Regions from separate parts of the Homo sapiens genome. Here all the other regions are linked to region 4. Evidence: chromatin contacts called from ENCODE Hi-C or POLR2A ChIA-PET data. All regions are on one chromosome and are shown on one strand. Each heading gives the region's core, a stretch centred on a gene start or an enhancer-like site at or near the end of the contact. The rest is flanking DNA. Distances are from core to core; before and after follow the strand shown. Region 1 overlaps LOC124905248 (a long non-coding RNA gene). Region 2 has its middle 42 kb from the start of LINC01203. Region 3 holds the start of PRPS2 (phosphoribosyl pyrophosphate synthetase 2). Region 4 overlaps LOC105373133 (a long non-coding RNA gene). Region 5 has its middle 93 kb from the start of LINC01203.

What was found. A loop is a pair of places that touch in the nucleus more often than their neighbours do. ChIA-PET counts read pairs that join two places held with the same protein, here RNA polymerase II (POLR2A). Pooled maps may share reads with other maps.
Region 1: a loop to region 4 is called in a map of Calu3, with 6 times the contacts of the local background. The contact joins two enhancer-like sites. A Hi-C loop is called at or near these places in 5 of 168 maps with a recorded cell type or tissue (Calu3, GM12878, PC-9 and 2 more), 1 of 37 single-sample maps with no recorded cell type and 14 of 50 pooled maps. POLR2A ChIA-PET finds 5 or more read pairs at or near these places in 2 of 52 experiments (A549 and OCI-LY7).
Region 2: a loop to region 4 is called in a pooled map, with 2.4 times the contacts of the local background. The contact joins two enhancer-like sites. A Hi-C loop is called at or near these places in 3 of 168 maps with a recorded cell type or tissue (GM12878, naive thymus-derived CD4-positive, alpha-beta T cell and natural killer cell) and 12 of 50 pooled maps. POLR2A ChIA-PET finds 5 or more read pairs at or near these places in 2 of 52 experiments (A549 and CD4-positive, alpha-beta T cell).
Region 3: a loop to region 4 is called in a map of CD4-positive, alpha-beta memory T cell, with 4 times the contacts of the local background. The contact joins the promoter of PRPS2 here to the enhancer-like site in region 4. A Hi-C loop is called at or near these places in 1 of 168 maps with a recorded cell type or tissue (CD4-positive, alpha-beta memory T cell) and 8 of 50 pooled maps. POLR2A ChIA-PET finds 5 or more read pairs at or near these places in 1 of 52 experiments (OCI-LY7).
Region 5: a map with no recorded cell type shows a loop between it and region 4 (3-fold over the local background). The contact joins two enhancer-like sites. A Hi-C loop is called at or near these places in 2 of 168 maps with a recorded cell type or tissue (B cell and PC-3), 14 of 37 single-sample maps with no recorded cell type and 5 of 50 pooled maps.

The regions. Positions count from the first base shown.
Region 1 is chrX:13,397,219-13,399,940 of GRCh38, forward strand. All of the region lies in intron 1 of LOC124905248 (a long non-coding RNA gene), which reads right to left. Among named protein-coding and RNA genes, the nearest start is that of LINC01203, 63 kb to the left of the region's middle. Within about 2 kb of position 1,278, at least 7 of the 41 ENCODE cell types and tissues checked have a DNase peak (open chromatin) inside an H3K27ac peak, as active enhancers do.
Region 2 is chrX:13,375,608-13,378,307 of GRCh38, forward strand. No RefSeq gene overlaps it. Among named protein-coding and RNA genes, the nearest start is that of LINC01203, 42 kb to the left of the region's middle. Within about 2 kb of position 1,329, at least 8 of the 41 ENCODE cell types and tissues checked have a DNase peak (open chromatin) inside an H3K27ac peak, as active enhancers do.
Region 3 is chrX:12,789,992-12,792,792 of GRCh38, forward strand. It overlaps PRPS2 (phosphoribosyl pyrophosphate synthetase 2), which reads left to right and starts at 1,421. Exons shown (of 7, transcript NM_002765.5): 1 at 1,421-1,628. The coding sequence starts at 1,507. RefSeq lists a silencer at 1,677-2,126.
Region 4 is chrX:13,091,252-13,093,951 of GRCh38, forward strand. All of the region lies in intron 3 of LOC105373133 (a long non-coding RNA gene), which reads left to right. Among named protein-coding and RNA genes, the nearest start is that of FAM9C, 48 kb to the left of the region's middle. Within about 2 kb of position 1,385, at least 12 of the 41 ENCODE cell types and tissues checked have a DNase peak (open chromatin) inside an H3K27ac peak, as active enhancers do.
Region 5 is chrX:13,427,103-13,429,802 of GRCh38, forward strand. No RefSeq gene overlaps it. Among named protein-coding and RNA genes, the nearest start is that of LINC01203, 93 kb to the left of the region's middle. RefSeq lists an enhancer at 1,304-1,821. Within about 2 kb of position 1,294, at least 5 of the 41 ENCODE cell types and tissues checked have a DNase peak (open chromatin) inside an H3K27ac peak, as active enhancers do.

The DNA of each region.
Region 1 (2,722 bases), core at 28-2,527, 310 kb after region 4:
GGAACAGCTAGCATAATATATGGTCCATCAACTAGAGAGTGTATTTCTCAACAGCCCACTCATATTTCATAAATCACAGAGCAATTATTACAACTGATTTACTCAGAAAATTTCATTTTATTTTCAATTTAATTATTTTGATTGATAAAAGTAAGATGGTTAATGGCTCCTTTTCTTGGAACTCTTAAAACACAAGTATATAATATCTAGCTTTCTAAACTAGTGAAATTCATGGTACATTGCATTTGTGTTGTGAAAATCATCATTTTTGAAGCTAAATTAGCCTCTCTACCCACTGAGAGAAGGTGCTCAACTTGAAGAGCCTGTGGCAGAAATCTCAGCTAAAATAAATTTAGCCCCTCACTCTCTTTCCCAGTGAATCTGATATCTCTATCCAATACAACGTCTGCAATTTAAAACATGTACACAAAGATAATTGGAATTTTCAAAGAAGCAAGTAACTTATCAATGACTGGAGATGCCTGTTTAAATGTTCTCTCACCTTTATATCTTGCAGGAAGCTCTTGTTTGACCTTCTGAAAAAAATCTTGAAGTATCTATGAGAACAGCTATTATATGAAGCAGAGATTATAATAGATATGGAGTTTAAGTTGCAGAAAAAGAAGACTGAATTATTAAATGGGACATCAGAAAATAAAAGTCTTTCCTTTTATCTAGTTTGGAGGACCTAAAAAAATCAATAGGCAGAAATTTACATAATCCTTATTAGATTCCACGAGCTACAAATGTACTATTAGTACAGATTGATATGAAAGAAAGATTAGTTATGCTTATGGATAGGTAAGAAGAGACACTCTTGCAAAATGGTAGATTGAAACACCCACTGAATCTTCCTGGAAGTGTGTTGAAATCAGTTAAAGGGTTAATGACACAAATATGAGGATGATTTTGTAAGGGTATGATGAAGGGGGCAAACAGCCTAATCAAAAGAAAAAAGAAATAGCACATCATGCAAGGTTATCGACACTGTTCTCAGTAACCTCTTGCATCCCTGCTGGAAAGAAACTAGTAGGGTTAAGTCAAGAATTTCCTATTGTGAAAGGAAGAAGTGACCATTGATTTGTGCCTTGTCACTCAGGTTAACTGCCAAAGAACTTTGCTCATCCAGGGGTGCATAAATGAATGCCATGTGCTACCAAAAAAAAAAGTAATAAAGGATTAAATAAGGCCATGGAAAAATGAAGCAAACTGTCACCTGGCAGTGTCTCAAGCCTGCAAACTTGATATCCCCAACTGCATTCCAAAAGTAGGGTTCAGAGACCACAAGTGCTACAGGCATGGATGAGTTAATATTTATATCTAGGAAGAAAGGATTAGCATATGCCTTCCAAAGAATGTTTCAGCAAATGCATGCAGCTGCCTGGGCATTCGCAGTTGATTGAAATGACTCAGGGGTCAGGTTTTGGTGGCCAGGCCTGCTCCACCTTTACTGGAATGCATGAGTCATGTGTTAGTCGGCTGGGTGAGAAGACTACACTGGCTTTGCGCATTCTTATATTTCTCACAATCCAGACAAAGCAACCACATGACCAGATTCCAACAAGACTAACAGTCAGATAAGGAGGGAAAGTCATTGAAATAAACGAGAGAAGAGAAAACCTAAATGTGTTTTAAACTTCTAAAGCGAGAACTGAACAATAAACAGTTTTCTACAACAGGGCTTCTATAAGACCAGTAACTTCTATGCTCCCCAAAAAGTATTTATGAAACTATTTGAGTGGTTTTACATCTTGATTATTCTTCCACTTAAATATTGTCTTTAAATGACCTGCCTGGGTGCATGTCCAGAATGGAAATAGCAAAAGTTAGATGTCTTACAGTCCAAGCTCTACAAGTCCTAGCTATGTGACCATGTTGGTTATGATTAGACCAACTGCATTTGGTCTAATCCTAACCTCTGGGTGTTTTAATAAACTCTGATAGCCTCCAGGGATTATTAAAAAGTCCAGAGGTGAGGCCAGGCATGGTGGCTCACACCTGTAATCCCAGGACTTTGGAAGGCTGAGGCAGGCGGATCACTTGAGGTCAAGAGTTCGAGACCAGCCTGGCCAACATGGTGAAACCCCGCCTCTACTAAAAATACAAAAAAAAATTATCCTGGCATGGTGGCACACACCTGTAATCCCAGCTACTCGGGAGGCTGAGGCAGGAGAATTGCTTGAACCTTGGAGGCAGAGGTTGCAGTGAGCCAAGATCATGCCACTGCACTGTAGCCTCCTGGGTGACAGAGTGAGACTCAGTCTCCAAAAAAAAAAAAAAAAAGGGCCAGAGGTGGTCAGTCCAGGCCGATGTAGTACCTTAACAAAGTCACTGGGCAGTCAGAGTCCTTCTATCTGCTTCACCATTCTCATACATACATGGTTTGCATCCTCAGTGTCACAATATGGCTACTCTGGCTGCAGCCATCACATCTACATTCCAGGGAACAGGAAGGTAAAAGGGGTAAGGCAAGAAGAGGCACGTCCTATTCCTTTCTAAGGAGTCTTTCCGGAAGTGACACCCAATAGCTTTCATATTGGACAGAATTCAGTTATAATGCCATGCTTAGCTGGGAAATATACTCTTTTAGTTAGGCTGCCACCCTGAAAAATATCAGGACTCATTGACTAAAGATGTAAGGAAAAGTGAATATTAGGTAGGCAACAAGCAGTCTCAGCCAGAGTGACATTAAAGTCACCACCATCTTTGAGTCCATTGTCTG
Region 2 (2,700 bases), core at 79-2,578, 280 kb after region 4:
TAATAGAAAAAGAAGGTGGGCAGACCTGGTAAAAATCTTTGCAGGGTCATGCATGCCTCCCACGTCAAGTATTTGCCACTCTTATTATTATTTTTTTTTCCAGACAGGGTCCCGCTCTGTTGCCCAGGCTGGAGTGCAGTGGTGCGATCTCCGCTCACTGTAACCTCCACCTCCCAGGCCCAAGTGATCCTCCTAACTCAGCTTCCTGAGTAGCTGTGACCACAGGCATGTGCCATCATGCCCGGCTAATTTTTTGTATTTTTGGTAAAGATGGGGTTTTGCCACATTCCCTAGGCTGATCTCAAACTCCTGAGCTCAGGCAATCCACCCGCCTCAGCCTCCCGAAGTGCTGGGATTACAGGCATGAGCCACCATGCTCGGCCACTCTCATTTTTTTTAAACCAAAGAAATCAATCTTAAATCAATTTTGCACTTGATTTATGCACATCAATTTTGTTTGCTTCTTAAAGAGTATATGATTAGCTGTACAAGAGACTATAGGTTAAGAAAATCCTTAGTCTTGAGAAAAGCACTGAAGAGGAAGAAAAAGACACCAGGCCCCAAGACATCCACCAAAAATAGATCCAACTTACATTGTCTGGCAGGGCAAACAATCCCATCACAATCACATGCCAGCCCCTATATTCTGGCTGGTCCCCAGAATTTAGTCAAGATCAAAGTAAAATTTTTTGGTTTCTGGGGTGAGCCTTCATCCAGGTCAAAATATTCTGGAAGAAGGCTTGCCTGGCACCTGGAATTCCACACCCTTGAGCTCTCCTTTTCACGGAACAGCATTCGTCAGATTTACTGACAGCATAGCAGTGGCATAATTAACAAATAATCCAGTTTTCAGCTTCCCTGGCCTCCACCTGCTAGATACCAGGAGCACCTCCACTCCCACAGAAGTTGTGTCAACCAAAATGTCTCCAGATATTGCCAGATGTCCCCTGGAGGGCAAAATCAACCCTGGTTGACCACCACTGCAATAGTATTATTTGTATCAAATATATGAAACATAAAGATTGCTAAGGGAAATAAAGTAGACTATTTTAGATATCCAGTCTTAAAGGAAACCACTACTATCATCATTGGCCAAAAAAAGAAAAAAAAAAGAACAGTGCTAATAATTAGACATAAAATAATAAATGAAAACTATCATTGCTTTGAAATATTCCCTGGAGGAAATGAAACATCTGTGTAAATTTTATCCTTTCACGTGTGAAGATGACTGGGATAGCAGGTGTGGTAAAAGACATTGTTCCAAAGCCTGTTCTGTGGTTTGCTGATGAGAATATTCCCTGGCTTGGGCTACAGCTGCCATGTGCAGTCTCTCTATTGACAGTCTTTCTCAACCACTCCCGAAAATCCCCACATTGTTTGAACTCAAGTTTTGTAATTACAGAGATGTGGTTCTCAGAGCCAAAAATGAAGCTGCCTGGCTGGAGCAGCAGGATATAGAATAGGCCCTTGGGACTGGGAGATTATAACTTTTGTGGTTTCAAGTACTCATAAATGTGGTGGAGAGGGGTTTTGGAGTTGATCCACAACTCGTCAGAGGCCCTGCTATTTTTTCTACCCACAGCCATTGTAGAGAATCCAAGCCGAGTTTAAGAGTGCTGTGGAAATACACTGCTGCTACTGCTGTTTCTATTACTGTTTGATGCTGGGACTCTTATGCTCCAACCACGTTTTCACCCAGCTGAGTCGCCTTCGTATCACGCCTTTCCAGTGAGTAAGATCATCTAGATAGATTCTCCAAAAGAAATAACCCAGTAAGGGAGGGGCAACCAGCATGACCACAATGCTAGTTGTTGTGTGCGAATGGTAAACAGAATGAAATTATGAATGTGTGTGCGGGTCATTATATGCATGCAGACACATACATATGCATATGTAGTATAAATCTCCATAAATGCCTAAGGTGATGGCAGTGATGAGGGGCAGTTAAAAATGTTAAGCACAAATTGGAGCTGAGACACTGATCAGAGAAAAATTATCTGTAATACTGAGAAAGAGCCATCTGTCATGGCTGGAGGCTCAAGCAGAGAAGGGATAAGTGGAGAGGCCCCAGGAACAGATGGAGAGGCTTGAACCCCCACACAGAGCAGAGCGTCCAACAGCTGGGACTGATTAATCCAGACGGCCGACTATTACGTCATGTGTTGGATTACAACCAAATGAGTGGCTAAAAGCTCCTAGCAAGTTCAGGCCAACACGAAGTCGCTTCACAGATGGCATCCACCTTGGAATTCCGTGAGGGATGAAGACACTGCTCAGTCCTGCCTCATTGTCCTCTGTGGAAAGAGCAAGAGGAATGAGGATAGGCCTTTCCCACCCCTTTATTCTTCTTTATTCTCAGGGTAAATGGAAGTAGAGAAGGAGAGTAAGTGAGATTTTAAAGAAGCTTTTTGACCTGTGTCTTTGTTCTCTCCTTGCTCTCTAAATTACATGATAGAGGGAATAATAAGGAACTTTAATGTATGAAGTTCAGTCCAGTAAATTGATCCCATAGCCCAGCATGTGATAAACAGTTTCTGAATATTAACTTGATCTACTCGTGCTTCTTAGTAATCCCACAAACACTTTAAACAACATTTCAGAAGCACAGGTAATCCCACAAGCATTTCAGCAACATTTCAACTCAACACCTGTCCCCTCTCCAATGTTCCCTTCAAGTCAGAAACCTAACTTTGGGTACCC
Region 3 (2,801 bases), core at 171-2,670, 300 kb before region 4:
AGAAACACTCGATGTGCCAAGTAATCTCCTTGCAAAGTACAAGGACCCAGATGAAAAATCCCAATGATGCGAATCATCCCTGTAATCTCCCAAATCCCATTATGAAGTCTGATTAGAGTAGGCTACAACCCAATTGCAAGTGGGCTTTGCTGTTGATGGAGAGCCAATTCGTGGCAAACATTAGTAAAACCAAGCCATTTATCTACCCGGTTGAATCAGCCTTTGTTGAGGAGTGTGAAACTGTGACCAGCATCACCAACCAGCCCTCTATAGACAGGGACTGCTTTCCTTTCTCCTACACTTGGTTTGTGCCCTGAAGTTGGCTCTGGTACTGCATTGGCATCTTGAGAAAACCTTTTTGCTGGTTTCTAGCAGGAAAGAGAGGAAGGAGGCCCTGACTCCAGGGATGTGGAGGGACTGAGCTGGATTGTCTAGGGAGATCTGTGTTCCTGGGATCAGGCCCTTGAGCACCCAACAGGCAGAAGGTTGTGAAGTGCCCCAAGGACCATCACATCTACCGAAAAATGGTGAATCTGGGGGACTTGGTTTGATCCAGTGAGCCACCAAGAGCAATACTTCCCCTCAGCCTGTGATGAGGACTCACATAGTGGTTGGATTTTTTAAGGACACATGGTGCAGGGGCAACTCTGTAGTTCAGGGGTCATCAAGTTTGAACTATGAGGGACCACATGGCCAATATTTACATTTTGCAGACCAAGCAAGAAAAGGGAAGATATTACGTAGGAACTTACATAACAAGAGAGAAAAAATTGTCACAATGTTTTTATTGATATAATCCAAAATACGGTAATATTTGAGTACAATTATTTGCAACTCACATCTATTAATGAGAGAAAAGGAATTCTTTTGCGGGGGGGATATTTCTCTTAATTGGAGTTCAAAGGCGGTGTCTGCTATCATCACATAAAGTGCAAATGTTCATGTATGAAAACCATGCTTAGCTCTCTGGTACAAACACAGGGAGCTCTCGCGATCTGGCCCATAGGCTGTAGTTTGCAGACCCTTGCTATAGCTGAACACCAGTCGCCCACACTGGGTTTGCGGTGTTCCGGGGTGGGAAGTCGCTCCGGGCTGCGAAGCACCTCGAGGGATCCCCCCGGCCCGAACTCTCCCTCTGTGCCCAGCTAACCGCGGTTCATTGGCTCTCCCCGCGAGGCAGGTCTGGAAGATCAAGAATGAAGCTCGGAGCTCTCTCGCGGAGCAAGGACACCTTCGGGCTTCAGGACCACCCAGGGCGTCCAAAACTGCTGCCAGGGCTGTGCCCCCGCCCCCCGGCACTTTCCAGCTCCCCCTCCACGCCCGCTCTTCCTCCCTCTCTGCCCCCTCTAGCTCCTCCTCCGGCTCCTCCCCCTCCGCTCCTCCCCTTCCCTACATCTAGCCGCCGCGCTTTCCCGCTCCCGCAGCAGCAGCCTCCCGCGTCGCTGTCGCTGTTGCCTCCGCCACCTCCTCCGCCGCCGCGCGCCCCTCGGAGTTCCGCGCCCCACCATGCCCAACATCGTGCTGTTCAGCGGCAGCTCGCATCAGGACCTGTCCCAGCGCGTGGCCGACCGCCTGGGCCTGGAGCTGGGCAAGGTGGTCACGAAGAAGTTCAGCAACCAGGAGACCAGGTGGGGGCCGCGCCGGCGGCCGGGCTAGGGAGAGCGCTGGGCACGCGGCTGCGGGGCCGGGTTGGGGGCCGGCGCCTGCCCGGGCCACCTCCGCGGACGCCGCGCTCCCCCTTCCGGGGCGGGACGGTGGCAACGCGGCCTCCGCGCCCCCGCGCCCGCGCCTGCGAAGAAACCGAGGCGGGGCGCCGCGCGTCCCGATGCGCGCCTCGGCTGTGCCCCCGGTTGCAGGGCCTCCGGTCCTGGGACCGCGGCGACCCGGCGGTCCCGAGCCGCTCCCGGCCTCCCAGCGGTGCCGCCCGGCCTGGCGTCCCCAGCCCGGAAGGGAGACGTCTGGGCGGTCACAGACCGTCGGGGAGAGAGTGGGCGCAGCGGGCGGGAACCGCATCGGGTCAGCGCGCGGTGGAGAGACGTCCTGGGTTGGCTGGTCCCAGTTTCCGCGTCCCTACAAAGCTGAACCTCAGACCAGTGCGTGCGACTAAAGGTTTCCCCCCGTCCCCAACTCTGGTTGCACGCTGGGTTTACCTGGGGACGGTCCGAACGCTGCTTCCCCCGACCTGCCCCCAAGGGTTTGATCCAACGGGCGGAGGATCAGCGATTTTACAAGCTTCCCTGGCTTCTCCTGAGCAGCCAGGGCGCAGACCACTGCGTTATCCAGAGGGTGCAGTTGTGCCAAGGTTTGAAAGACTGTGAGAACCCCAGGACGCACGTGCTGGGCTCCCCTCTGCTCCCACTACTCTTGCTGCTTTAAAGATGATGGACTTTCAGCTTCCTTCTTGTTCTAGGACTCTGCTGTGTCCAGCAACAACGCCGTGATTCGACTGTAACTTTCACCCATTTCTCAAGTCCAGGAGAGCCTCAGGTGGTGGCCATCCTCGGAAGCTGACCTGGGGGGCTCCTTTGTCTATCTGCCTGAGTCCACACAGCTCCTTGACTCATTTCAAATTGGTCTCATTTTTCCCCCTTCTTCCTCCAATGTCTAGTACCGTTAACTGTCCACAGTTACTGATAATTTTTATATCTTTGGCAAAGGTTCAATTTTACCAACATTTTCTAGAAATGGTGTTGGAACAGTTGGACACCCATATGCCAAAAAATATGAACTTCCATCCATACTTTTCACCATTTGTAAAAATTAACTTTGAAGTGGATCATAGACCTAATTGTAAAATCTAG
Region 4 (2,700 bases), core at 135-2,634:
TGATTTCAAGACTTCCTGGGACGGCGATGTTTAAACCACAATGTTCTTCTTTTGGGGCAAAGTTAAGAGCCAATCACAGTTAAGGTTTCTCTGCATGTTCTGCCCATATTTGGCTGTAATCTTGCTTCATCCAACTAAATTTATAATATATGTGAGTGAAAAGCAAGCCTTTGGGATTTGTCTCTCTCTCTCTTTCCTTGTTATAAAGGAAGCCTTATCTTTATGCATTTGGGGCTACCTGTGAACTTACAGTCTAGCTTCAAAGCAAAGAAAGGAGCAGCCAGTGTAGAAAACTTCGTTTTTACTTTTTTTTTTTTTTTTAAACAAGCTTTAACTGTAGCTTCTGGCTACAGGAAAGTACATAGAAAACCGAATCTAGTTTCGGCCTGTGCAGTACTGACCAGGAGAGGCTTATGAGATTATGGGGATATTGAAGAACACAGAATGTCACATGGATGATTGTATTTTATCTATAATGTATGTGTAGGAGAGATCCATTTCTCAGAGATGGCAAGAACTAAATGCACCCTTTGAAATATCTTCTTAGGGGTTGCTTGAGGAGGATGATCAAATCTTACAGAGAGATAAGACACAAATATGATAAAAGTTATTCTCATTTTAAGTGACTATTTATTGACCACTTGATATGTATCATCCATTTCATTCTCACCACAATCCTATGAAGGAGATTCAATTCTATCCACATTTTGCAGTGAAGAAACTGTGGCAGTGCATGTAACTTGCCCCAGGTGCCTGAGCTTATAAGGAGTGGAACTAAGAATCCACTCTGAACAGTCAGCTGCCAAAGCCCCTCACTCTTAGCCTCTTTGCTCTACTCCACTGAGATGTTCTCTTGGGTTTACTACCAAGAACAGAGGCTGTAAGTAGTATAGAATGCCCCCGGGGACCCCAGTGTCCAAGACACCAACTTCCACTGCCTCTCAGGACCCTAAGGAAAGAAAACTGAGAGGTTGTTCAGCTTGTCTCAGGTCCAGAACTGTCTGGTCAGAGGGGATCCTGGGATCCACCAGTTGAGCCCTTCATTCAGGGCCCCAGTTATTCCTAGTCTTGGGAAACCCAGCTCTAGAAGCCCCTCCCCAGCAGGATTGAGGACAAAGGGGCTAGACTAGAGACCCAGCAACATGGCCCTTCCATGTTCTCAAAACTCAAGAGACCTAGAAAAGAGAAGGGTGGCAAAGCAGCCCAGCCCCACCCCCCAGGGCCAGAGAGGCCCCACTTCACTCTGTAGAGCAGTGGGATTCATCTGGGTGCCATTTGGCCCTCCAGGAGATGTTTGGCAATGTTTAGAGACATTTTAGGTTGCCACAGCTGGGTTGGGGAGGCGAGGGTGCTACTGGCATCTAGTGGGTAGAGGCCAGGGATGCTGTTAAATATCCTACAACGCACAGCACAGCTCCTGCCACAAAGTGCTGCGGTGAGAAGCCCTGCCCTCAAGTCTTGGTTGGGCACATTCCACCCACAGCTCTGAGGAAGCTCCGTCTGGGGCTTCTTCAAAGAGTCATTCTGCAACCAGGAAGCTGGCAGCCCATACAACTATGCAGAAGGTGAAAGAGAGAAGGCGGGACCATGAACACGCGTTTTAATTACTGCATGTTTGTTTCTGACAGAGAGAGGTCAGTGTTTGCCTCCATTTGCAGGCATCAGGACCAAGGTGGGCAGTGGGCAGTGAGGGGGCAGGGGTGGAGGGCGGCACTAGCTCTGTGTAGCAGGCTGAATAATGGCTTCTAAAGATAGCAGATCCTGATCCCGGTAGCCTTCTATGAAAAAAGGTGGTCTTTGCAGATGTCATTAAGTGAAGAATCTTGAGATGGGGAGATTATCCTGTATCATCTGAGTGGGTCCTAAATGTAATCACACGTATTCTTGAGAGAAGGAGGCAGAGGGAGATCTACGTGCACATGGAAAAGGTGATGTAACAACAGCAGAAATTGGGGTGATGAGGCCACAAGCCAAGGAATATGGATGGCCACTAGAAGCTGGAAAAGGCAAGGATCAGATACTCCCCTAGAGCTTCCTGGGGGAACGTGGCCCTGCCCACACCTTGATTTGGGCCTAGCGAGACTGATTTCAAAATTCTGGCCGCCAGAACTGTGAGAGAATAAACTGTTGTCTTAAGCCACCAAGTTGGTGGTCATTTGTTACTGCAGCCATAGGAGACTAATCTACCCTGAGACTCCTGGGGCCCCCAGATGGATCCTCTGAGGCTGAGGGGCAAACTCTTCCATGCAGGCAAAGCCAGAAAAAGGGGAATGGAAATTTCCTTTGCACTTTCCTTGATACATTTACATTTCCCATCCCACCCTTTAAGCACCCTTTCCTGTGAAAACATGGCACCTGCCCCCTCACCGGCCTCTATCAGTCAACAATTCAACTGAATGTCGGGCAAAGCATATGACACCCCCAGTGCTTGGTTCAAACCTGTTTGAGTCACCTGTCACTTTCTACCTTGAATTTTTGTCACCAATGTACATGCAGTAACTTCTATACTAGACTGTGACTCAGACGCTCACAATCACACTCAAACACAGTCTAGTGTTTTTCACAGCCTGGTATAGAAGGTACTGCCTGTACATCAGAACAGGGGAGCAGGAGCCTGATCTGATTTATTATGAAGTCTCCCAAGGCCTCCAGCGCACAGTATCAGGCACACAGGAAACAATCAATGATTAATGTGTGCTT
Region 5 (2,700 bases), core at 44-2,543, 340 kb after region 4:
CATCCCTCCAACAGTGTTAACCACCTGCCTCCATGATGCTTGTGAACTTTGGACAACCCTCTTCTTCGTTTGCTTTAATTTTACTTGTTTTTTCAAGTGATACCTTCACGTGGTTCAAAAATAAAAATGGTATAAAAAATATATATTGAGAAGTCTTACTAGCATCCATAAGCTGGTCTGTCCTCCACCCTATTGCCTCATTCCTTTTATTAGTTTCTTGCATATACTTCCAATGTTTCTTTATGGAACTATGTACAAACACATATATGTTCTGATTTCTCCCTCATTCTTACATAGAGTTAACATGTTACATGCTGTTATATAAATGGGCTAAAGGTGGGGGGCCCTGGATATTGGTCCCCATGTTGTTTACATCTTCACAGCAGGCTAGGACAATTAGCTCAAAGCCCTCTGGCACTAAACTCAAATTCATATACATCTGATTGCCTTAAATGTAGCCCAAATAACCATATTTTTAGCTATTTAAAGCCTGCCTGTCTTGCACATCCTATGAAGCTGTACCCAACATCTGCTAGCCATAGATAAGATGAACCTTGGGGATACGAAAGACACCAAGCCACTGCTGCCGATTCAAGCTCTCTGACCCCAAAGACTCCCCATCTTGTTACTGGGTAACATCATCTACCTGCAGGAGGCACTTCTCCGATTTCCCTCTCCCCTGGGAATGCCCTTGTTCTCTTCCTCTTCTGGGTGGTGGCTCCATGCTGCTCTTTCTGGAAGGTCTCCTGCTGTGAAGAACTTCACTCACGTATGCTAACCAAGCACCACCCAAACAAAGTTCATTTGTGCTACTGTCATTTCGTGGTCATGTCCTTTCCTTGATCAGCTCTGAATCCTCTATCTCACCACATATACTCTGCCTTTTCATTTTGATTTTTTTTAACTTAACAATATATTCTGGGGAAGACTCCTTCACTCTTTTATACAGCTGCAAATTACTCCACTGCATTTAACCAGTCCCTCCTGATGTTCGCTTGGATTATTTCTAGTCTTTTGTTATTACAATGATGCTGCAATGAATCACCTTGCACATTCATCATTTTGTTCATGTACAGGCAGATCTATAGGATAAATTCCCGGAAGATGGATTGCTGGGTCAAAGAGTAAACAAACACATTTGTATTTTTGAAAAACATTGGCAAATCATTCCTTTTAGCAACCATGCATGAGATTGTCTGTTTTCCCATAGCCTCACTATTTACCAGTCTGTTAGGTAAAAATAAACAAACTTCTAGTCTTGGACTCCTTACACAGTAAAGATTGTTAATATAATATTTGTTAACATGCCTATCTCTGCCACTGAATTGTGACACCCTTAAAGTCTGGAACCATTTCTTACTCATCTTCATAGCCTGTTGCTTAGCTAGCAAAGTTCTTTGGACAGAATAGCTTCTGCCACTTCCCTCTCTCCCCCGCAAAAACATATTTACTGAGTTGAATCAATCACCACTTTAGCCTAGAGAGGCCCCCCTCAGACCTTCCCATTGTGGTATGTGCTGCCCCACTTTCAGCTGACTGCCAATTTCCTCTCGAGGCTGGGCCTGCTCAGCCCACCCACAGAGGGAGGAGAGCCTGAGATTGAATGCACCACCGTCCCAGCAGCTCTCAACCAATGCCTGAAGGGAGATGGTGTTTAAATAGCCAGCAAGCTCTTCCTTTGGGGGTGTACCTCTGAGGCATGGGGTGGTCTATGCTGAGAGCTCTTCGTGGGATGAAGCCCTGTGGTCCCTTTGTCCATAGCAGGAAGTAGCTTGATAGTGTATCTTTTAAGGGCTTCCCTGCCTTTCCTTCCTTTCCAGGCTCACCTTCTCACTCCATTATTGGAGTTTCCTTCAATCACCTCCCAAGTAAATGACTAGCACTTTATCAGGGTCTTTTTTGGGGGGAACTGAAATAAAGACAATACCTTCCCTTTTCTTTCTTCTTCTTCTTTTTTTTTAATAGGGTCTCACTGTGTCACCCAGGCTGGAGTGCAGTGGTACAATCACAGCTCACTGCACAGCTCACTTCGCCTCCCTAAATCTAGTGATTCTCTAGCCTCAGCCTCCCGAGTGTCTGGGACTACAGGTGCATGCCACCATGCCTGGCTAATTTTTTTGATTTTTAGTAGAGATGAGGTATCACTACATTGCCCAGGCTGATTTTGAACTCCTGACCTCAAGCAATCCTTCCACCTTGGACTCCAGCAATCCACCCACCTCGGCCTCCCAAAGTGGTGGGATTACAGGCATGAGCCGCTGTACCTGGCCAGCTTTCTTTATCAAATGAAGAAACCTAAATACTGAGAAAATAAGTGAAGTGCTCATGGCACAGCTAGTGAGTGAAGAAGCATATTCCCTGGCTCCTAGAAATGTGCTGTTTTAGAAAATGGAATTTCTCTTTATGGATGATAAGTACAACCACTGAGACATGAAAGAGCAATGGAAGAAGTGTGTGTGTGTGTGTGTAAATCAATAACAGCACAAGGTTACATAAAATGAATAGTAAATAAGCGAAACAGCTCTCACCTATGGTGCATATTATGAGCCAGGCAAGTACTTTTTGTGTGTTTCTTCATTTAACACAAAACTCTACAAGTTAGATGCATTATTATCATCATTCCCAGATCACAGATGAAGAAAATTAAGATACTGAGAGTTTAAGTAACTTGCCAAAGCTCACACTTGCCAAGATCTGACT